Regions from separate parts of the Mus musculus genome. Here all the other regions are linked to region 1. A link is a loop called in an ENCODE intact Hi-C map of the cell type or tissue named here. Cell type or tissue: left cerebral cortex. All regions are shown on one strand.

Evidence for each region. Peaks named below come from ENCODE experiments on the same cell type or tissue, not always from the same donor. Only the 100,000 strongest peaks of a DNase experiment are listed, where the experiment ranks them.
Region 2: a loop joins it to region 1, with 9 times the contacts of the local background. A loop is called at or near these places in 4 of 42 quality-filtered maps.
Region 3: a loop joins it to region 1, with 4 times the contacts of the local background. A loop is called at or near these places in 3 of 42 quality-filtered maps.

The regions. Positions count from the first base shown.
Region 1 is chr1:171,654,788-171,662,787 of GRCm38, reverse strand. No RefSeq gene overlaps it. Among named protein-coding and RNA genes, the nearest start is that of Slamf7, 5.8 kb to the right of the region's middle. In left cerebral cortex, a CTCF peak has its summit at 3,870 (motif pointing right); DNase peaks (open chromatin) are centred at 3,925 and 4,121.
Region 2 is chr1:171,499,452-171,507,451 of GRCm38, reverse strand. Alyref2 (Aly/REF export factor 2) reads right to left here and starts at 3,974. Exons shown (of 1, transcript NM_019484.4): 1 at 2,702-3,974. The coding sequence starts at 3,795. The coding sequence ends at 3,139. LOC115487699 (a small nuclear RNA gene) reads left to right here and starts at 4,289; the gene lies at 4,289-4,404. In left cerebral cortex, CTCF peaks have their summits at 3,980 (motif pointing left), 4,853 (motif pointing left) and 5,766; DNase peaks (open chromatin) are centred at 3,563, 4,005, 4,865, 5,730 and 1 more place; H3K4me3 peaks cover 1,577 bases; H3K27ac peaks cover 1,598 bases.
Region 3 is chr1:171,560,954-171,568,953 of GRCm38, reverse strand. The region is part of intron 1 of Cd244a (CD244 molecule A); the gene reads right to left. Gm35200 (a long non-coding RNA gene) reads left to right here and starts at 6,881. Exons shown (of 5, transcript XR_373705.3): 1 at 6,881-6,981; 2 at 7,598-7,665. In left cerebral cortex, CTCF peaks have their summits at 326 (motif pointing left), 1,905 (motif pointing right) and 4,476 (motif pointing right); DNase peaks (open chromatin) are centred at 310, 1,913 and 7,665.

The DNA.
Region 1 (8,000 bases):
CCAAGCCTACCTACTTCTAATCCCTCCAGTAACTGGCTGCAGCCAATTTTATTTAACAAATAGTTTTAAACCAAGGAACAAGGTTTGCACAACAAAAGCTTATAAACGTGAGAAGTCACTTGTAGGCCTAGACCTTCAGGTATAGAATTTAGCAATACTATGCATAGCAATAGACCAAACCTCAACAAAATTGGATTTGTTTGTAAAAACACGAGTGAAAGCTCTGGTCCATAGGAGGGTTGATAGAATAGCACTGAAAATGAGGGAAAGGAAGGGGATCGTTGTTAGAGCACATTTCTAAACTCAGGTCTTCATGATTTCAAAGCTGGCTGGCATTCTACCTCTGAGGCAGCGAATAAAAAGTTCAAGGTGAGCCCTTTCTAGTGGCACTCTCCTGATCCCTCTGAGTGAGTCTGGAGGCTACCTTTAGAAGCCCTTCGCTTTCACATGATCTACACTGCTGTGTATCTAATAAGCTGTGCTGGCTGAGTTTATGTCAACTTGGCACAAGCTAGAGTCACCTGAGAGGAGGGAACCTCAGCTGAGAAAATGTCCACTTAAGATCTGGCTGTAGGGCATTTTTTAAAAATTAGTGATTGATGGGGGAGGTCCCAGCCCATTGTAGATGGTGCCATCCCAGAGATGGTGTCTTGGGTTCTATAAGAAAGCAGACTGAGCAGGGTATGAATAGCATGCCAGTCAGCAGTACTCTTCCATGACCTCTGCTTTAGCTCCTGCCTCCTCGTTACTGCCTTGTTTGAGTTCCTGTCCTGACTTCCTTTGGTGATGGACTAATGATATGGAAATGTAAGCCAAATGAACGTGCCCAAGTTGCTTTGGTCATGGTTTTGCATTGTAACAATAGAAACCCTAACTAAATCACAAGCAATGTGACCCAAGAATGGCTTCCTTCCAGGTCACCAGCTCTTGGCCAGGGTTTCACCATTTCCTTTTGATCTCTTCCATGGCAATAAGGAAAGGGTAGTTAGGAATTGGGTTCACATTATCAGTCAACCAGTGTTAGAATATCCTATATATCCATTCTAAATCGAAACTAAACCTTACAGTCTATTCTGTATAACTGCACCCCCTCCATACATCTGAAGAAATCGTCACCCCACAGCTGATGAGAACAGGAAGTGGAACTTCTTTGAATTAATTAAATCATGAAAAGGAAATCCACATGAATAAGTTTAATGCCCTATGAAAGAGGCCTAGAAGATCTCTGACCTTTTCTAGCATATAAGATCCTGTGAGATTAATCTGTGAACACAGAGGTTAGCCTCACCAGTCACTGAACCTACCAGCATCCCACTGTGAGAAATACATTTCTATTATATATAAGCTATTCCATTTTATTGCATCTCGCTTTAGAAAGCCAAATGACTATGACAACTCCATTTCTGACCTTTTATTCAATATACTTAACTTTTGAGAAAAGAATATTTAACCAATGCTTTTAAAGAAGTTGTATGGTAAAAATTATAAAGAACCTTGGGGCTAGGAATGTAGCTTAGAGAGGCAAGGGAGAAGAGAGAAAAGGCAGGGGGGGGAATAGAACAAGGAAGAGGAGGAAAAGGAGAAAAAGATAGAGAGGAGGAGGAGAGAGAGAAAAGAAAGTTAACCCTATAACTTCACCTGAAGAGAGGACTAACATTTGTCCTTGGACTATGACAGGTGATGTAGGAATCTTTGAAATATCATACCTGAGAGAACTGTGTGTGTTTAGCAAAGACTTGCACCAGTTAGCCAGTATAATGATTTGGTTCAAGGGCTTTGGAACACATACCATATCAGCTCAAACTCCTGAAGGACTGAAATTTAGACCAGCCCTAAGCATCTAACCATGCCCCCCCCTGACTACATCCCATCACTAACTCTAGACTTCGATGTGCTTTCCTGATAGACAATACTCAATGTGTACCATCACATGTCAATCAGAAAAAATGAAATTCTTGGTGAGTCCATAAGCAGAGAGCAATTGGAATAGGTGTACTTAGAATCCTCCTGGACTTAGCTCCAATGTCTCTTCCCTTCAGTCACTTTAGTCATTACTCTATAGCCACTCTCTGGTTGTCAACTAACCCTATCAACCCCCCTATCAACCCTAACTACAGTATCAGTTTTCTGTAACTCATATGAGTCCTTCTACTGAATTATGTAACTTGACTGCCATTTGAGGAAGTCCCTCAATATGTAAGTTCATGTCAGAGATAAGGGAATTTGCAGGACTGCCCCATAATTTTGCAGTTGGCTAGCTTTCACAGATTATTTCTGGAGGTTGGTAGAGTGTAGAAAATGATACCATTGACTTCTCCCTTTTCAGACCTTACGGAATGAAGATGAACACAGTCATCAGAGGTGGGAATTCATAATAATGAGTCTAGGAAAAGTCTTCCCGAGTGAGGTAACCCAGACCCAGAAAGATAAATATGGTATAGTACGTACTGCTTGTATGTGGATATTGCCCATTAAATAAATGACAACTAACCAGCCGGGTGTGATAGCGCACGCCTTTAATCTCTGCACTCGGGAGGCAGAGGCAGGCGGATTTCTGAGTTCGAGGCCAGCCTGGTCTACAAAGTGAGTTCCAGGACAGCCAGAGCTATACAGAGAAACCCTGTCTCGAAAAACCAAAAAAATAAATAATAATAATAATAACAACTAACCTACAATCTGTATACCCAGAGAGGTTAGGTATAGAGGAAAGGATTGTGGAGACACATGAATCTCCTCCATGGGAAGGGGAACTATAATAGATTTTGTGGGTGGATTTGGGGCAGGTGGGGATGGAAACGGGAGAATCAGGTATGGCGGTAAAGAAAAGACAGTGTTGGGGAAGGGACTGCAGAGCAAATCAACTATACCTGAGGGGCATTTGAGAGGTAGTATAGAAACTTAGCACAGTGGAAACTTCTTAAAATACATAAAGATGATCCAAATGAAGTCTCTAAACAATGAGGGAGACTGAGTCCCATCTGGCCATCTCCTGTCACCAAAGAAGCTTTGTTACCCAGACTGTGTTACATCCAATTTAAGTTGTTAGGTAAAGGACCCCATGGGAATCCCCCCAAACTCCAGGCTACTGCCAAGACAATAGGTTGCTCTCTACCAACTCACAGCAAGGTGGATATCTTGTGTATTGTATGGATCACCTGTTGATTAAAAGCCTATGGCCTATGCAGGAATTAGAGGTGGGACATTTGGGAGAGAGAAAGGATTCTAGGAGAGTCAGGTGGGAGATTCACAGGGAAGATGAGACAAGATAGATGCATGGCACCTGAGCACAGGTGACCAGCCATGTAACAGAATGTAGACTAGAATAAATGGGATATTTTAAGTTATATCTAGGCAGAGAAGAGTCTATCTATATGGCCAAGGTATTGTAAATATATTTTGAGTCTGAGTCTTATTTCTGGGAGCATGGGTCTGGGAGGAAGAACTGGACATAGCTTCAGCAAGAGATTTATTCTTTTCTAATTGGAGTCTGAAAGGGAGTAGGTCTGAATGGGAGAGGAGGTGGGGAGCAACTGGAAGGAGTAGATGGATGGGAAATTGTAATCAGGATATATTGTATGAAAAAAGAATTTATTTTTAGTAAAGGGGGGGGCCTTATAAACAGCTGAACACTTCAGAACTGGCAGGATAGGAAATAAGAAAGAAGTAGAGACACAAGGAAAGAGAGCAGGCACTGAGAAAAGGCTTCCAGTAGCCAGAGAGAAAGACCTGCAAGACCTGCTCACCAGAGAGTGCAGAGGCCATCAGTCCTCAGTGTCCAGGGTTCTGGACCCTAGACTGAAAGCTCTAACACTGGCTGCTGCCAGGAGGCAAAGATCTGATACCAGAGGACTGCACTGAACCGGAACACAAGAGGGTGCTGCTTGCTATTTTTCTGCCAGCCTGCATCCAGCTTCAGTCAAACATAGGTAAGCAAAGCTGCTGGAGACTGGGCTTCACACATCTTCTTTCAGGGGATCCACAGTTCCATCCAAGAAGATTGAAGTTACATCAATAGGATATGACTCTATGGCTGATGTAGGCAAATCTATGCAGAGTTTCAGTGAGAGGAACTATCTCAGAACATGAGAGCCACAACAGTTATAGAATCTACGTACAAATCCTGCCGGACAACAGATGCAAATCTAATCAGTGGCATGCCTCTGAGTCATCACATTGTGTCACATGGATCCCTCCACAGACAGGGAGCTTACGGCCGCTCATACATTGCTGGGTATAAGTGACTCTCAGCAAAGGACATACCATGTCTATCAGTTAATCTGATCTTAGACAAATCTACTTAACACTTACTCCACTTCAGCATCTATTTGGACATTTTCTTTTTTGCCAGCTTCTTCCCACTCAGATGTTACTCCTCGTTTTCCCCTTCTCTGAGCACGCTCGCTCACCAGACACACCTACCCAGTATTTGAATAATACAGTTTACAACTTTGGTTTTGTTTCTGTATTCCCAGGAGGTAAACATATACGGGTATTGTTCTAGCCTTAACATACTAGCGGCTCCTTACTAAAGACAAGCTGGTATGTCACAGGCATGACCACATCATCTCACAAACAAAAGGACATGTATGGGGTTAGATGTCACACTTCTAAAGCGTGTGTGGCACCCTAGGGACATAGAACATTTACTGATTGTGAACATTTACTACATTAGAGGCACAGAGCCTGCTGACCATCAGTCTGCACTGGCAGGTTTGGGGATGGGGAATGTGGAGGTGGGGAAAATGTGGCCTTTTAAGCATGATTAGAAAGAGGGGCTGATTGTGGATCCTGCTCCCCTAACTGGGTTGTCTTGTCTGGCCTCAGTGGGAGAGAGGATGCTCCTAGCCCTGGAGTGACATGAGGTGCAGGGGTGGGTTGGTACCCAGGGGTCCTCCCCCTTCTCAGAGGTGATGGGGGGAGGGGGTATCTGATGGGGGACTGGGAGGAGCAGGAGTAAATAAATTAATTAATTTATAGGAAAAATAAAATATGGGCAGGCCAGAGCTAACCATGACCTATCAGAATCGTGAGAGAGAGGGAGTTATGCAATTTGCCAGGCATTTTTAGTATCAATTTGATGTTATCCACTGCTGGATATGGTGACATGGCCTTCCGTAGCAAAACCACCCTTTGTGGGTTATAGAAATTATTTATAGAAATACAGAAAATATTTCTAGAAATGCTCTATAAATCCATTTGCACCAGCTTGCCCAGCTACCATCCAACTGGAAACATGTTTAAGACTCTATTGCGCTTTGCTCTCTCCCTTCTTGCCTCTCTCTTTGATAAACTTGTGAGAATAGGAGAAGCCATAACAGACATTTTTACAGCTGTCCACACATGTATAACACACACACACATACACACACACACTACTGTATGAGTTACTGGGGCCGGCATTCAGAGCCCAGATGATTTTTCACCCCATTGGAAGAAGCTAGAACAGCACTGGGGACCACAGGGCAAGGGGAGAAGTGACGTAAGCAGGTTGCTCACCAGCATTCCTCACTGAACACAACGACTGAGCTTCTCCAATCTGTTAATACACAGAACCTAACCTAAGATCTGATCAGAAGTTAGCAAAAGCTGTTAAAATCAATTAAATAGTGACTACTGTTGGGGCTATATAAATGGTTCAGCTCTTAAGAGCACTTGCTACTGTTGAAGAGGCCCTGAGTTTGATTCTAAGCATCCACAAGCTATCTCACAACCATCCACAATTCCAGATTCAAGGAGTCTGAGGCTTTCTTTGGACTACTATGGGGACTGCATGTGTATGGTGCACACACATAGATGTGCGCAAAACACTCCTACATGTAAAATAAAGTAACTAAACCTAAACATTTTTAAACTATAGTTGATCTTACTGAAGGGTAACTGGGGGGTGGGTCATCCATTTTACTGTTTTAGGTATGTGTTATTTCATTTATTGTTTCCCACTTTAATGAACAGAAACAGAAGCCATGCTTATTTCCCAGATGAGAAAACTGAGGTATGGAATATTAAAGTCAACTTGTCCAATGCCAGATAAAAAGTAAGAGACTCTGAAGATTAATATTCACCTTGATGAGATCTGTAGATACTTAGGATGCATGCAAACCTATAAGGAAAGACCTAGATTAAGTTAACTGGCATGGGAAAGCCCATCTTAACTTGGGTCGGGAGCATTTCTTGGATTAGGATCCTGGGCCTTTGTATACTTTTTAGCCACTACAGAACTGCTTTTCGAAGTCACCCTGTGTTACCACTTCCATCCTACAAGTTTGAGTTAGGTAAAAGAAGGTAGTTGTGATACAGATGTAGAGGCAATGAGTCAGAATTGAAGTGCTCTCTCTCTCTCTCTCTTTCTCTCTCTCTCTCTCTCTCTCTCTCTCTCTCTCTCTTGTGTGTGTGTGTGTGTGTGTGTCTTTCACTCCCTCCTCCTTTTTGCTTGTCAACACAGGATGATTCAGTAAGACATTCCCTTCCTAGAGGCAGTCATTTCAACTTTGGACTGAGAAATGTGTTTACTCTTTACAAATCGCTTCTTCTCTATTATCCTATGTGTGTTCAGGAAAACAAGTGACTACTAAATTGCTATCTTACAGATTTTACTACTGACATGGTTTCAAACAAGCAGCATGGTTTCTCATTATGAGTGTCGCAAGCCCCACCCCGAAATAGACAAGCATTCTACTCTTTCTTCAAAACATTTTTTTCCAGAATTCTGAAATTTTTGAGTCCCCCTACCCCACCTCCATTTTCTTCTCCATGAGACTCACAGAAGACAGACTCCTGGGGCCCTGGAAATCTTGCTCTTTCATGCTCCCAACTTCTATGTCCAAGTAGAAGTCATTCACACCTGCTCAGTTGGTCAGGACTCATTCATCCAACTTACTGCACACTCTGAATCAGTAGCTGTAAGATCCTGGAAACAGGCAAAGCAAGCGATTCCTTTGATTCTTTTTATATTTTAGTATGGTAGATTCTGTGGCAAAAATAATCAGGCAAATGGGAGGGATGAAGAGTTTTTAAAAATTTGGGGAATGAGGGAGGAGGCATGCATGGGAGGGTGGAAGGGGGCAGGGTGATAAGAGGAGAGGATCGAGGGAAAACTAAGGTTGGGATATAAGTAGTCAAATCAATTAAATTTTTAAAAATCCGGGAATGATACTCTGTAGAGGGGGGAAAGGGAAGAAGAGATAGCCACATGGGTATCTGAGGAACAAGGGGGAACTTTATTTTAATGTAGAAGATTGAGGTAAGGGTGTACTTATAAGAGTTCTTGACCACACTAAAGACAAGTGTAAAATGAGCCTCAGGGAGACAACTTTAGGATGGAAGCTCAAACCATCATGTAGGGTCTTCGAGATTCTAGAAAGGACCTACATTTTCTTCTAAGCTATATGGGAGACAAGTAACAAGAAGAGGAGTAACAGAGGCTGAGAAGTTAAATGTCCCACTTTAGAAGCCTATTGATGGACTTTGAGGGCCAAGACAAAGAGTCTAGTTAGGTAGTGTTGGATATGTTGAAGGTGACACAATATGACTGCAGTCCAGGTGTCTTTTTTCCCACGGTAGAATGTATTAGTCAACTTTCCATTACTGTGATGAAATGCCTGAAGTGATTGACACTGTGGCAAAAGATTTATCTAGTTCATGGGTTTGGAGACTCCAGAAAAGATTAGATGGTCTCCTTGTTTGGGGCCTCTCAGAAGGACACCAGATGGCAACAGGAGAGAGTGTGTGGTGGAGTGAACTATTTACAATCATGAGCCAGGAAGAACAGGGAGGTGAGGATACTGGGGCCATGCAGTCCTCTTTGAAGTGTTTGAATCCCCTAAAACATTAGTTCTTACTGAAGCATTCACCCAATAGTAACACCCTGAGGACAAAAACTTTAACATGCAGAAATTTGTGGAACACTACTCATATTCAAACAAGATCATAGAGTCCATGGAATGTGCTGACAGTTGGATATGGGACATGACAGAGTAGACGTAGGAAAAACTACAAGTGTC
Region 2 (8,000 bases), 160 kb after region 1:
GGAACTGGTCACTCTATCCAGAAGGATCTGTAGAGTGGAGTGCAGCAGCCTAAAGCCTGCATGAACTCAGACCCCAGAACAAGCTGCCTAGTCGCAGGAGCGCCCTGCATCTGAACAGCAACAGGATGTTTGAGATGACAAATGGCTTGCACTTCCTTAAAGACATCCGCGGTGTGTTCTTCTCCCAGAGGCCATGCTGGTCCATGGCCCCATGCTTCAGGAGAGGGTCATGCTGATGTATGGAGGATAGACTGCCACAAGAGACCAAGCGGAGGTCCTTGGCATGTGCTGGTGCTGGAGACCCTGTGGGTGTTTGTGGCCTGTGCCGTTGCCAGAAGCCATGTAAAAGGTCAGGATCCACGCTCGTGCTGACTGTAAAGGGCAGGGAAGCTTCTCCTGCAGGGATTATCAATGACTGCAGGCTCGCAACTGAGGAAGATGGACATAGAAGGATTCTGTGACAAAACCTACCTCCACACACTCACCCCAAAGTAACAGCATAAAGAAGGAAGCCATCAAAGAGAACTCTTAAAAGGTGTGAGAGGGATGCTAGTAGCTCTCCACAGTGACTTCCACCAGGCGGTGCAGTGAAGGACTCAGCTTTTCCTTAGGGCGCTGGCCACTGGGAGTTTCACCACACCCCAGTGAGCATATAGAGAACACCAAACACCAAACGGACTTGGTTTCGTTTCATTTTTGTTTTTTTCAAGGTTTTTTTTTTTTTTTTTTTTTTTGGTTGGTTGGTTGGTTGGTTGGTTGGTTGGTTTGGTTTGGTTTTTGGTTTTTTGTTTTTCTTTCTTTTGGGGGAGTCTCAAGAAAGATCCAGCAGACATGGGATGAAGTGGAAACTTAAGGGTTCTTTGGAAAGTCAGCTGTGTCAGACGGTGTTTTGCTGGGGCAAACCTGTGGAGTGTTTTCGTGAAGTGGACACAGGTGAAAGACTAAGACAGGTGAAGGAAGGTTTTGCTGAAGCAGACACAGGAGAGAGGATGTTCTGCTAAAGCAAACACATGGAAGGGCGCGTGATGAAGGACTCTTTGCTAACAACATGCATGTACAGGTCCTCCTTACACTGCATAGCTGAGCTGCATTTATCAGGACGCCATAGAGAGAAACACACTAAAACACTTTTGGTGGTGTGCTGCAGTTTCTTGCTGCTTCTGCAGACTTGGGCTGATTGGCAGTGATGTCACCTGAGACAGATGCGCGTGCTAGGGCAAGACCTGTGGAGGACATGTGACGTTTGGAGGGTTATAAATAGGACTCAACAGACAGTGACAGAGGCTGAGCTTGGCTTGCTTATAGAGGTAGCTGTGCAACACTTGTGGGTCTTTTCTCTGATCTTCGATTCCCTGAGAGAGGCACAGCTGAGAATTTCTGGCATTCCTCCTGATGACTAGAGCTGAGGCTGAGGCCTGGCTGTCTCTGCTAGGTAGGCCACTGCTGCTGATTCCTGTTTGCTATGCTGACTCTACTGAACTGGACTGCTGGTGTGTTACAGTAAATCTCCAACCCAAATATGCCCCGGCTATAATAACACAACTCAGTTAATATGATTGCATGCAGTGCGCCTAGATTGGGCAGATCTACCACTACACTACCATCTTCCTCATCTATGAGACTCCTTAGAACTTGAGGTTTCTCCAGGCCATGTGCTTCTGCTCCATTACTTCTTCTTCTTCCTCCTCCTCCTCTGCATCCTCTTCCTCCTCCATTTTCTCCTTCTTCTCTCTCCCAACCTTCTGCTCCACCTTCCCTTTATCTGCCCAATCAACAGTTCTCCTTTATTTTACAAATTAAGGTGGGAAGCAGGTTCACCTGAGTGCCGAACTCATCAAATATAATTAGCCCCATGGCTATCCACAACCCTGGTGTATCAGTGAAGTATTTGCAAGTAGATCAAACTGTGCTGCTCAATGACCAGTGAACTGAATTGCTGATTTCCAAACAACACAGAGGGGGTTTACTCCAAAGAATCTTTCTAAACAGGTGCACTTCCCCCGTATCCTCTCTTTCCCACCACTTTGGTGGGTGGTGGGCTACAAGGGAGGTTAAAGCGTTTAAGAACTATCATTAAAAATAAGATTTGGGCTGGGCTGTGGTGGCGCACGTCTTTAATCCCAGCACTTGGGAGGCAGAGGCAGGCAGATTTCTAAGTTCGAGGCCAGCCTGGTCTACAAAGTGAGTTCCAGGACAGCCAGGGCTACACAGAGAAACCCTGTCTCGGAAAAAAATAAAATAAAATAATAATAATAAGATTTGGAAAATTAAAGATACAACGGGAGGAGTGGGAAGTGAGCTTGATCATGGTACACAGTGTGAAAGTCCCAAATAATTCACAAAAATATTATGTTAAAAAAAAAGAAAGTTGGTGTTTGTTTTTTGTTTTGTTGTTGTTTGGGGGGGCAGGGTTTTGGGGAGAGGGGCTTGAAACAAGGTTTCTCTGTGGAGCCTGTATATCCTAGAAGCTAGTATTAAAGGCATGAGCCGCCGCCACCACCACCACCCCTGCCTTTGATTTTATTTTAGATTAGTCATATCTCACTAAAACTCCTGTCTCAGCCTTACCAACGCTGAGAGGTCAGGTAGGTACCACCCCTACCAGACAGAAAAGACTTTCCATGTAATTAAACCCACCGCCTTCCTTGCTCATGGTGAGTAGGCATTCTGCCACTGAGCTGCATCAAAGGCAAGGTTTTTTCAATTCTTGTTTTATTCTTACATGATGGAGCTGAGAATGAAACCCACTTCTTCATGCATGCTAGTCAGTCATGTGTTCTGTCCATAAAAGTCATATTGTAATTTGTAATTTTTCTTTTTCTTTTTTAATTTTTCCAGTTCTACACACATTTCTATTTTATTATGACAAAGGTGAAAATGCCACCTTCTCCACAACAGCACCCAGGAAAACTTATCCCAAAAAATAACTCAGTACAAAACAGGTCTGTTTCAGAATTTAAAAAAAAAAAAAAAAAAAAACTTTACATGAGTTTTTAGATCCTATTTTAAAACAGGAAGTAAAAAGAAACAAAAAACCAAATTCACCATTGTCTGCACAGTCCAGTTGCCTACCCTCCCTCTAAGGCATCACAGACGAGGCGTCTGGGTCCCGGTTCTTGTGCGGATTTGTTCGGTTGTTTAGCTGGTGTCCCTCCTTGCATTGTAAGCATCCAGCTGTGCGTCCAACTCCTCTGCAGAAAGCTGCTGCTGCTTTGAGTTCCTGCCAGTGCCTCTACCCCTTCCCTGGCTGCCGCGGCCACCAAAGCCTCCAGAGCCACGGCTCCTTGTCATGCCGCCTCTGTTTCCGCTTTGTGCAGGTCTTCGCTGTGGATCGATCTGTGACGTGACAAGCTGGATGTCCATAGGGCGGCCATCCAAAGGGACGCCCTTGTACTGCTTCATAGCCTTCAGGGCATCTGCCCTCCGTTCAAAGTGTACATCCGCCGTCCCTAAACTTCGTCCAGAGCGATCGTAGTCCACAGCGGCTTTTTTCAACGTTCCAAATTCAGCAAAGAGTTCCTGAATGTCAGCATCTGACACCCCGAAGTCCAGGTTTGACACGAGCAGCTTGGCACCGGTCTCCACGCCTTCCCCACCCCCGCAGCCGCTGTCGAATAGGTCGTGCTGCCACTTGTCCGGAAGTGGTTTCGGTCTACTGTACGGTGCCGGCCGGTTCCTGCCGCCGCGGGCGATGGCGGGCCGGTTCCTCCTAGGCCCGCCGCCTCGATTCACCCGGCGCTGGTTACGGTTCAGCTTAATGATGTCGTCCAAAGACATGTCCATCTTGTCGGCCATGGCGGGCGCGGATCCGGGCCTGACTGGCCCGGCCCTCGCGGTGCAGACCAGAAAGTACTCAAATTCAATGATTCCCCCGCCTTGACTCCGCCTCTCCGACCGGTGCTGGAATCACAAGCGCACCAAAATCACACTTGGAAATTGGAAGTCTGTGCGCTTGTGAATCTGGCTTTCGCTCTGACCCCTGGTGGCCGCCCAGCGCCTAGAGACATCTGGGACAAATTCGAGGCACTTCCGGAAACCGAGCGGGCCACGCGGCTTCTCCGCGATATTTGCATACCCACAATGCAGTGCACACAGATGGTTGTATAATTTAAAAGGGTAGCGTGTTGTTTTCGTTGTTCTGTTTTATTCCTTTTATTCCTTAATGTGATAGAACCTTCAAAGATTTATCTGATATAATAAAGTAGTCAGTGTCTTTAGGAGTAAATAGTCACCATTAGTTGTCTAGGAAATACAGTCGGCCGAGAACTGTACACTAGGACAGCTGGGTATACTCTGGTTTCTCTTCAGATCGTATAAATCTTTCGCCTTTTACTAAAGATTTCCGTGGAGAGGAACAATTCTGAGTCTTACACTAATTTTTTGAGGCCTTGCTTTAGCAAGGCTATTAATAATGTTTAAAGTTAGAATTAACAGTCTTTATTGTGTGCTCTATGTATTTTTTTGTCTTCAGTGTTAACCAAAGTTAGAATTAACAGTCTTTATTGTGTGCTCTATGTATTTTCTTGTCTTCAGTGTTAACCACTGTAAGGTAAAAATGGCTTGAGCTTAGGCTAAAGAGACAGCTCATTGGTTAAAAGGGCTCAGTCGCATGGCGTTGTGTCTCATAACCGATAAAGTAAATAAGCCTTTAAAAGCAAATACTAAGTTTTTGTGGGAAGTCTGTAGACATGTTATTTATTAAGCTGTTTTTTATCTAGCTGCGTTATGTTGTGGTCTCAGTGAACATATGTATAAACCATTATTTTTAATATTTTATTTAAGTGCAAGGTGGTTATGGACTTAAGGCACGTACAATTTTCTAGCAAGATGGCTAACCCAGCTCTGTAGCTGAGGAAGAACTAGCGCCCCCTTCTGACTTCCATCAGTGCCAAGCAACGCTCAGATACGCAGGCAAAATATTCATACAAATAAAGGCAGATACATTCTAAAAAATAAATGCAGCCACTCGAGCAGAAGGGACAGGTTACCCTCAGAGCTGTGGGAGGGGCTAGACTATGATGCAATTCCCCATCTCCCCCCAGTCCCTCCCCCCCCAAAAAAATGAAAACTACTCTCCCACCCAAGACCTTTCCCTTAAGGACAGAGACTGTCCCTTTGAAATACCTCAGTCTCCTTATAGCTAAAATACCTCAGTAATAAGAACAGGTAACAAGGGGGCTGGAGAGATGGCTCAGTGGTTAAGAGCACCGACTGCTCTTCCGAAGGTCCGAAGTTCAAATCAGCAACCACATGGTGGCTCACAACCATCCGTAATGAGATCTGACTCCCTCTTCTGGTGTGTCTGAAGACAGCTACAGTGTACTTAGATATAATAATAAATAAATCTTAAAAAAAAAAAAAAAGAACAGGTAACAAAGTGGCAGGAACTTCAAACACAGAATGCCCTCGGTCTGCTTGGCAAAGCATCTTTGGCTCTGCCCACCAAAGTACACTGGAAAGGAAGTTGAACTTTCTCTCTTCCTGGAACAGACTTGAAATCATGGAAAGGCTCTTGGATGTCTCCTGGATGGGCTACTGCACTGACCAGTTCATTGCCTGCTTCACGCCTCACTTCTGTTTCTACAAAATTCCCTGGGATAAACGCTCCACAGTGCCCCACCTGGGGCCTACTTCTGCTGGATAGGAGCTCCCACAACTCCCACCTGTAACCCTATAACAAATCTCCCTTCTAACCTCTCGGAAATTCCTTCTCTGCTTTGCAAAACAAAGGACCTGAAAGCCAACGGTTTGGGTGCCTCTAGTGGCCATTGGATAGCCTGACACCTTAACACTCCAAGCTATCCATGACTGAAGCAAGAAAGTTTCCAAAGATACTTTCCCACTTTTCTTTATCATCCTCAGTGTCATCAATAGGTGAGGGCGGGAGTATAGGGAGTTCACGGTCCAGCCTGGGATACCTGCCTAAAGAAAACAATAAAATAAAGAAACAGGATGGACATACCATGGATAGCCGAACATGTCCAGCAGAGAACAAAAGAGTGTTCATAATTGCATCAGTTGCTTTCCTGTTGCTGTGATAACAAAACCAAAGAAAAGTTCATTTTGGCTAGGAACCCAGAGAGAGAATCCATAACAGTAGGGGGAGGCATAGCAACAGGGGGATGGAGCAGAAAGCAGATCACATCTTCACCTTTAAACACAATGCAGAGAGAATAAACCGGAAGCAAGGAAAGGCTATAAACTCTCAGAGCCCACCACCCCCCAATCGACATCCTTCTGCCAACACAGTCAGACCTAAAGGTTCCGTATCAGTCCCCTACCCAGCACCACTAACTAGAGATCAAGTGTTCACTCACCCAAGCTCACCAGGGACATTTCTCCTTCAACCCACCACAATAATGGAATTTGATTCTTCTGTGGATAATTGTAGGCTTGGGTTGACCTCTAAGGGTTGTTTTAAGGTTTACAAATTCATGATAACACATGGAGAACATGTTAGATACATATTTAGTTTTTTAAGTGTTGGCCTCACTGTCTGCTCCTGATCCATGGATAAAATATAATTGAAGGAAAACCAAAGCAAGACTTCTTGCTTGGGAGAAGAGTGGTCAGATGTAAGGAACACTGTAGGTCAGAGAACACCACCGCTAACCCAAGGTCCATTCTATACATTTTAGGTAGGATTTCTGTTGCTATGATAAAACGCCATTAGTCAGGATTCTCTAGAGACGCAGGAATCACAGGATGTCTCTATATATTAAGGGAATTTGTTGTGATAACAACGGGCAGCTGTGAATGGGAAGTCCAAGCATCTAGTAGTTGCCACGAGGCTAGTTATTTAAGCTGGTCTTCTGTAGAAGTAGGTTTCAACAGACGTACTGGCAAGAGCAAGCAGTTGAAGAAGAGTGAATCTTCCCTCTTCCAATGTCCTTATGTAGGCCTCCAGTAGAAGGTGTGGCCCAAATTAAAGGTGTGTATACTACCGCGCCTGGATCTAGACCTTGCTTTGTCCCAGACTGACCTTGAACTCAGAGATCTGCTTGCCTCCTGAGATCAAAGGTGTGTACTACCTGGCCTATGCCTCAAGATCTCCATCCATGTCAAGATCCAGGTCAGTAACCTGAGTCTTCCAGCCTCACGATCTGGATCACAGGTGAGCTCTCCATTTCTGAGCTGCAGTTCATTCCAGATGTAGTCAACTTGACAACCCGGAATGGCTGTCACACACCCTGATCAAGAGCAACTTGGGAGGAAAGGATCTGTTTCTGAGTGCAGTTGTAGTCCATCACAAAAGGAAATCAGGACAGGAAACTGAAGGCCAGAGATGAAGCAGAAGCCATTGAGAGTACCGCTTCCTGGTTTGCTCCCTGTGCCTGGCTCAGTTCCGCTACAGCGCAGGGCCACCTGCATAGGGGTAGTACCACCCCTGGTGAGCAGAGCCCTCCCACAGCAATCACTAATCAGGAAACTGACTAAAGTAGAGTTCCTAAAGGCCAGCCTTAGGGAGGTGTTTTCTCAATGGAGGTTTCTCTTCCCGGGTGACTCCAGCCTGTAACAAGCTGACAAGAACATCACCGGGACAACATTCCACAATGCCTTATTTTGGGGGATTACCATCTGGTCTCACAAGTTTGGAAAATAATGCCTTCTCGTGACTGTAAACCTCCATAGTACTGTCTTGCACGTTTCTAGATCTTTCTCCAGTAATAAATAACAAAAAACAAAAACCTTTAACAGGAGTGAAAACTCTGTGCTTGTTCTGTCGTATAAAATACTTGTAAAACCTAAAGGAATAAGGACTGCATGATAAACAAGAAAAAAAAAGTGTTACACCATCATGTTTCCTGGGAGCACATTTATTATTAATTATACTTAATTATTAATGTCAATGCCACCTCACTATGATCGGTTGCTTTGTTATCTGTGACAAAAAAAAAAACTGGGTAACTCTAATTGTTCTAAATTATTAAATATGTCCTGAAATTTCAGGAAATAGAGCTCATTTCTTTGCTCCAAAACAAAAACTGTCATGAGAGTCC
Region 3 (8,000 bases), 94 kb after region 1:
TCTAAAATAGAGCTGGACTCACAGTCCTCTCAAAACACTTAGTGCATTGCACTGTGGGCAGTGCTCACTAAGGCTTATTGTTTACTGTTGTTTTAGGAACCAGAAGGTCTCTGCAAGACTACTCTCTAAAATGTTAAAGCTGGGCCTTCCAGGTATGTCCGCACTTCCCTGCCTAGGGATCAAGATGTGAGTTAATTAACATGGTGGTGGTAGACTATAACATAGTGATGGTAGACTGTAACATAGTAGCAGACTTTAGATAGCTACCTCAGGCAACCCAGAGCAGTAATTGACGCCCTTAGGTAAGGAAGCCATGTGGTGCCACCCAGAGGCTGTAGACAATAAGAAAGATAATCTTGCCTTAAAGAGACTGCAGTGTGCAGGAGCAGGGGGTCAGAGAGTGAGGTAAGAGAGAGAGAGAGATGGTTACACACAGGGTTCTTAACAATGTAGCACAATAAGAAGAAAGGCAGTGTGAGGAGAACAAGATGGTGGCTAAGTAAGATCCTCCAGGATCTTCCCACACCTAATTACCTTGATAAAACGTAAGAAGATCTAGCGGGGACCACAGTGCCCAACCATAACAAAATACAAATATGGGAAGAAACTGTCCATGCCTCATGCACCCCAACTCCAACCAGTCCAGTGTAAGGCGTGATGTCACCACTTTGGGAGTGTGAATGAGTTAAATTCGAGCTTTAGGCTTGAAACCATGTACCAGGCCTGATGTGGTGAAACCCACATGCAACTCCTACCACCAACCCAATACCCACAGACTGAGTTACCAGACAACATTAGCACAAGAGGCTGAATGGTCCACCTCTCTCTTGTAACTTAGGGTCACAGGGCAGGAACTAAGACTCCAATAACTGGAGGAGGCAGTAGGCTTGTCATAGAGCTCAGTGACAGGACTGTCATAGTAATGCCAGACCCGAGGAGAAACTGCACCTTCAGGACAAAGCACACACAAACAGACTCTGCATCAGATGAATGAGCCAGATGTGTGTCTTAGCCCACATCACCTCCAGATGTGGCATGGTCCTCACGAATCCCTGAAGCTGTGAAACTCAAGCATGACCCAGGTTAGCTCTCATATGACCCAGGTTAGCTCTCACAGACTGACACAAGGTTTCAAAGGCTTTGCCAGTTTCTCCTGGGTCTTACACATGGCCAGCTCACATCAAGCAATACACATTCACTAAGAACTTGACTCAGTCGGGACTTCACTGGCTCCCCACACTCTGACCCTACATAAAATGTGGATCCCAGTACGAAGGAGGTTGTGACTGGAGGATCAGAAATTCAAGGTCACCCTTGGTTACATAACAAGTTTGAGGCCAGCCTCAGACACATGAGATCTTGTCAGAGAGAGAGAGAGAGAGAGAGACAGATGAAAGGAAGGGAGGAAGGAAGAATATGAGGAAGAGACAGAGAGAGGGGGAGGAAGGGAGGGAGGGAGGGAGGGGGCGAGAGGGGAGAGAGACAGAGTGAGAGAGACAGAGGGGGGGGGAATAAAGGAAACACACCTTATAGCTAAGGACATGCATTACCTGGAAAATGAAAGATTAGAACAAAATTTTTCATGAAAATGGAATCAAGAAGAGAGTAATCACCTTTCTATCAAAAAACAAGCTTTAAGTATTTACCAAAAAAAAAAAAAATCTAGGTATAAATAGATCTAAAGAAGTGAAAGACTTCCATAAGGAAATCTACAAAATGTAATGGAAGACGTTGGAAAGAACAAAGGAATAGATAGACATACCACATGCTTGGATTTGAAGAACGATTAAAAGCCATATCAAAATATCAATGATATTCTCCACAGAAATAGAAAGAAAACTATGCGAATGCATACATAATCTACATGCGGGTCTGGGCATATGAATGTAGTTATGCCGAGAAACCAGAAGGGGGCGGCAAATTCCCTCTTTATGCTGGGCGTTACTCTAGAAAAGGGTTTCCTGACTTCAGCCCTAAATATTAAGGGCCCAAGAATACCTGGGTATTGGGATAGAGTTTGTGCTATGCATCACTTAGCAGCATCCCTGGCGTCTGCCCACTAGATGCAAGTGGTACCCTAGCCTCAGTCATGACAAACAAAAATGTCTTCAGACCTTGACAAATGTCCCCTGAGGAAAAACTGTCCTCATTGAGAAGCACAATTCTGGGCACTGCGGTGTACCATGAGGAAGAGCGTCAAGACCCCATCCCCACCCCACCCCACTCCCGTAAAGCTCACATTCCGGTTGGAGTGCATGCCGTAAACAAGCAGAAAAATAAAACAAGACTTCTCAGAGAAGCCTGAGTGCCATGATTTTATATTTAAAAATTTTTTTTCTTTAAAGCATTTTAATTTGAAAGGTGACAGCAGAGCATCTGAGGATTTCTTTAGATTGAGAAAACCTCCGTGCTATCATGCGCCTGAGTGAGAAAGCTCTGTAGCCAAGGCAGAGGCTATCAGAAGAGAATTTCAAGGACATGAATCAACTAGTTCAAACCCTCTCCAGTAAAGAACCCAAGCAGAGGGCACGAAACTATTGCAGACTTTTTTTTTTCAACCTTGGGAATTAAACCCCAGTCCTCATGTCGGGGGTGGGGGTGGGGGCAAGCTCTCCTCCCCTATGTAGAACATCAGAGATAAAAGAGCCAGGACTAGGGAGAGACATCTGGTCGTGGGATTGGCAGCATTGGTAAAGAAATAGACACGGGTCTTAAAGCTTCAACTCCTAGAAATGTGGCAATACCCTGTAAACTATGGAAGGAAGAGGGCAAGGAAGCAGATAACACTGTAGAGACAATCTAAGTGAGTGGGTTGGAGGAGAGCTTTTGATTGGCTGATCCACAGGAAGTTAGATGTGTTCCTCTCAGATAACAGGTGGTGACGGGGAAGATCTGAGGCACCAGGGCTGATAATCGATCAGCAGTACCAGCTACAGGAAGAGTCAAGAGTAAGGTCCAGTCAAATAGAAGTTGTGTCAATGACATGTAATTCATCAGCCTTGTGCTGAGCTGAAAGCTCTGGGGGCCAAACTCCATCCCACACAAGGCTGAGATGATAGATGGATCCTGGGTATTTCACAGGAAAAGATGGCATGAGCAGCCAGCAGTGCCAAATCTAAAGACTCTGACAAAAGACCCAGACAGCTTGTCACAGAATCAAACTCTACGGAGCACGGCAGGATTTCAGATAAGGAAAGGAATTCTGATGAAGGAAAGGGGTGCGATTAACACAGAAGGATACAAGAGGAGTGACTGGAAGGCAGGACCACCCAGCACTGTTGGCTGGTGCACGGATGCATCTTACTTGCTCAAAGGCAAGGTTGGAAGTTCAGCCACTGTGCCATTCAATGAGGATGCCTGGGTTGCTCAGTGCTGGCTGGTATGATTGTCTCCCTATACCTGTAGGTAGTGTTTTTATCATTTTTATTTTTAAGAATGGAGTTATCAGGAGCATTGGGTCATGGTTTCCTTAGGGTTACTATTGCTGTGACATAACACCATGCCCAAAAGCAGAGGGAAAGGTGTATTTCACTCCACAGTTCCTTAATAATAGTCCATTATCAAAAGCACTGAGGGCAGGAGCTCAAGCAGTACTGGAACCTAAACACAGGAGCTGGCGCAGAGACCATAAAGGGGTGTTGCTTACTGGCTTGCTCCAAAGGGCCTGTCCAGCCTGCTTTCTTATAGAACCAAGGACCACCAGCCCAGGGATGGTGCCAACTCACAATGAGCTGGAAACTCTGGGATCCATCACTAGTTAAGACAGTGCCTGACAAGCTTGCCTACAGCTGGATCTCATGGAGGCAGTTTCCCAATCGGGACTCCCTCTTCTCTCATGACTCTAGGTTGTGTCAAGTTGACCTAAAAGTAGCTATTATAACTGACCCCTTGTCAACCTTATACGTAAGCACATTACTTTTCAATTAGAGTCGTTCTCATTCATTCCCAGGATGGCATATTAATATTAGTATCACAATAATTAGTATTACAATATTAGTATCATAATAACTCTAAAGATCCCACCGTCCTTACAAATTCAAATATGTTAAAAGTTCACTCTCTTTAAAATATTCAATCTCTGCAATAATCCAAAATCTCTTTTAAAGGTTTCACCTTTCAGCTGTGTGCTCCTAAAAAAATTGAAATAAAGTTAAATATTTTCTTCAAAACTGAAGAATCTGGGCACAGTCACAATCTGAATAAGCAAAGACAAACTCCAACAGTGTAGATAACTAAACGTACAGTTATCTGGATCCACTCACGATCTTCTGGGTTCTTCCAAGGGGCTTGGTCACTTCTCCAGCTCCGCCCTCTGCAGCACACACAGCTTGATTTCTAGGCTCTGGCAGGCTCCACTCCACTACTATAGCTGTTCCTGCTGATCACCCCATGGCACTGCCATCTCCAAAACTCCTGGTGTCTCTTGCTACAACTGAGCTGCGCTTTCACCAATAGCCTCTAGGGGCTCACCAATAGCCTCTAGGGGGCTCTCTTCAGGGACTCCAGCCCTGCCACACAGTGCTGAGCCTCCATAGCTCTGTCATAGCCCTTCATGCCTTCAAAAACCAGTACCACCTGGTGACTCCTAGGCTACCAAGCTTGGTTACCAGAACAAAGTACAACCTCTGCTGCTTCAGCTGGTACAGGTCGGGACATAAAGGTATAATGATGTTGGCGCACAAGAAGACTGTGCCTTCCTCTGCACCAGGGTATTAGAAGTGTCTGCTCAGAGCAAGTGGTTAGATGCTGCCATTAGAAGAAAACCTCAGAATCAGCCTAGTAGATGGAGAAAAGAGAGGGCGTTACAGGCAAAGCAACAGCACGGACCGGGTGCCAACACTGGTCTAGGAAGAATTTTAGCAAAGCTTTCTCCAACATGTTTAGAAAGTGGAGTAGTAAACATGAGTTTAATTTTTAGGTATCTGAAAAAACTGTGAGAGGTAGCACAAATATCTAAGGATGATAATCTAAAAATATACACACAGTACAATAAATAATAATAAGTAGAGCACTGTGTAACCAACAGCAGATCAGAGACCCACAGAGAACACAGTTCTCTGCTATCACACAACTAAATACTGACAATACAGAAGAAGCAGTATCCTTAACTACACTGTTAGTTCTTCAAAGTCAAGAGTGGGGCCAGGTGGTGATGGCTCACATCTTATTAATCCCAGCAGTTGGGAGAAAGAAGCAGGTAGATCGTTGAGTTCAAGGCCAGCCTGGTCTACAGAGTGAGTTTCCAGGACAACCATGGCTACACAGAGAAACTGTCTCAAAAACAATCAAACAAATAAACAAACAAAAAGAACAGAAAATAAAACAAAATTTTAATAACTAAACAAAGTGTGGGATCTGTAACCCTCATTGCTGCTACACTGTACCAAGGGCACTTACTAAATTATACCGCTATATTTTATTTCCAGGTAAATAAAGTGAATGAGTTTATATACCTAATATGGCTTTGTCTATAAATAAAAGAAGGCTAAGGGGGCTAGCCAGATCACTCAGAAGATAAAGGTGTAAGCTGCCAAGGCTACAGCCTGAGTTCAACGACCTGGACCCAGGAAGGAAATAACCAACTCTCAAAGATTGACTTCTAACCTCTACTTGAGCACCATGGCTCAGGAACACACACACACACACACACACACACACTAAAGTAATTAATTAAAATATATTTTAAAAAAAAAAGAGGAACTAGGCTGAGGATGTAGCTCAGTTAGCAGAGTGTTTGCACCGAAGCCCTGGGTTGGACTCCCAGCATCACATAACACAGGCATGGTGGCTCACATTAATAATCCCAGTACTTAAGAGTTGAAGGTAAGAGGATCAGAAGTTCAAAGCCATCCTCAGACACATAGCAAGTCTGAGATCAGCCTGGGCTGGTGAGACCCTGTCTAAAGGGTGGGAAGGTTAGGCAACCCCACAGATATCTTGACAGGTGTTGGTTTGGCTTTTTTCAGATGGGAGAAAACTAAGAGTGGGAAGTAGGACTGGCCCAAACCAGAACAATGGGAGGCAGGAACCATTCTCTCCATGTGACTGTGTGCAGGAACAGACAAGGTGGGAGACACTGGGAATTGTGGGTAGGATAGAAAAAAATCCCTAACCAGGCTTCCATTTTGTGAAAGGTTTTGAGCCATCAGCAGCTGAACAGCAACCTTGGAAAGATGATTACCGTTTACTATCACCTATGGGATGATAAAGTCACTACAGACCAGGACAAAGAAGGCAGAGGGACTTGGGCCCAGGTCCCATCAATAGCTAAGAAGCTATTCACAATTGATAGCTACCAGGAAAGGGTATGTTAACCACATCCCAGAATAGGACCAGTGTTCAAGAGTAGCCGACCAACACTGTGTGTGTGTGTGTGTGTGTGTGTGTGTGTGTGTGTGTGTGTGTGTGTGTGTTGTTATTGTTGTTTTCTCGAGAGAGAGGGTATGTTGGCAAGTACAGGAGACTCTGGGAGGAGGTGGGAAAGAAGAAAGAACTTGATCAAAGTATATTGTATGAAATTCTCAAAGAATAAATTAATAAATAAATAACTTCAAAGGGAGAAAAGAACTCAGCTGAGCTCAGAGGCTGTGAATCTTTCTGTGCCTGCTTTCTGCTGGGTTTTCTCCTCCAGGTCTCCACATTGAGTTGGTGCGCACTTCCTGCAGGAGCCTAACAGGGGCATCTGAGCAGAAGACAGGAACTGTGAGAGACAGAAAACCCTCCCATCCCAGGGAGGTAGACATTTTAAGGGAGCTTTTTAAAATGCTAATATGAAGAGATAATGAGAGAAAGGAAGAATAACTTCTCAAGTTCTTACATGCTCCCAGTGAGAAAGGGAACAAGGCAAAGAGTATACAGATGATTTGCAGTTCAGAAGGGAGTGGCCACAGCCAGTTCCGGCGGTCAGGGACTCCACAGCCAAGGCAGTTGCTGCTGCTCACAGCCTTGGGGGCTCTTTTCCGGTGGTTTAGACAGGATGAGGTAAAATATTAAGTCTATAGAAGAAGAACGGGGGGGGGCAATTTGATGGACTCTACTGCAGTTTCGGTGGGGGGGCGGGGAATGAGGACAGTTGATGAACTCCAGTACAGCTTGGCAGGGTGCTGGGTGTGCACCAAGGAGAAAGAATGGTCAATGGGTATGACTGACTCACTTAGCAGGGGGTCACCCGTGCTCCCACACCACAGCCAAGATTCAGCCCAGCTTTTTCCAACCAAGACTTACAGCTCACCGGAAGCTGGGAGGCCTGAGTCCGGCGGGGGGGGGGGGGGGAGGCTCCGGGGGGGGGGGAAGGGGAAAGTCTCAGATGGCTGAAGCTTGGGGTGGAGCAGGGGTGGGAGCAGGGGTATAATCCCACCAGCCTGCAAAAGAATGTTGAGGTTTTTTTCTCAGTTGGGCTTGTGCAAAAAGGTTTGGGAGTGCGGGGGGTGGGGGGTGGACAACAGATTAGGTCAATGCTGAGAAAGGAATAGAGCCTTGTGAGCTCTTGGCATGACCAGCTAAGGCAAACTCACAAAATAATGAGTATCCTGCAGAAGCCACAGCCCACTTCCTCATTAGCTCTGTCCTGACTGACCACAGCCTCTTCTGTCTGCAGGCAAGCTGATTGTCTCTGTCTGTCAAAACTGGCCTGGCTGTGTCCCTTCCCATTCCCAGTCCACTCAGGTATTTGCTTTCTCCAAGACAACTTCAGTACTATGCCTCTCACTCTAACTCCTGGTTTTCTTGCTTTTCTTCAGGCTATTTCTGTGCCTGGATTGGTTCACTTTCTTCGTTTTTCTGAGCTCTTACCACACCAAGACAGTCCCCTGTCTCCCCTCCTAGAAGAATCCTCTCAGATTCCCTTTCAATGCACCCTGACTGACAGTGCCAGGGCCTCTTCTGCCTTCCCTTGGAGTTGGCATTGTACACACCTATTTTCCTGACTGGAAGATTTTCATGGGTATAATCTGGGTGTGGGATGTAGTTTAGTTAGTAGGGCCCTTGCCTCCCATGACCAA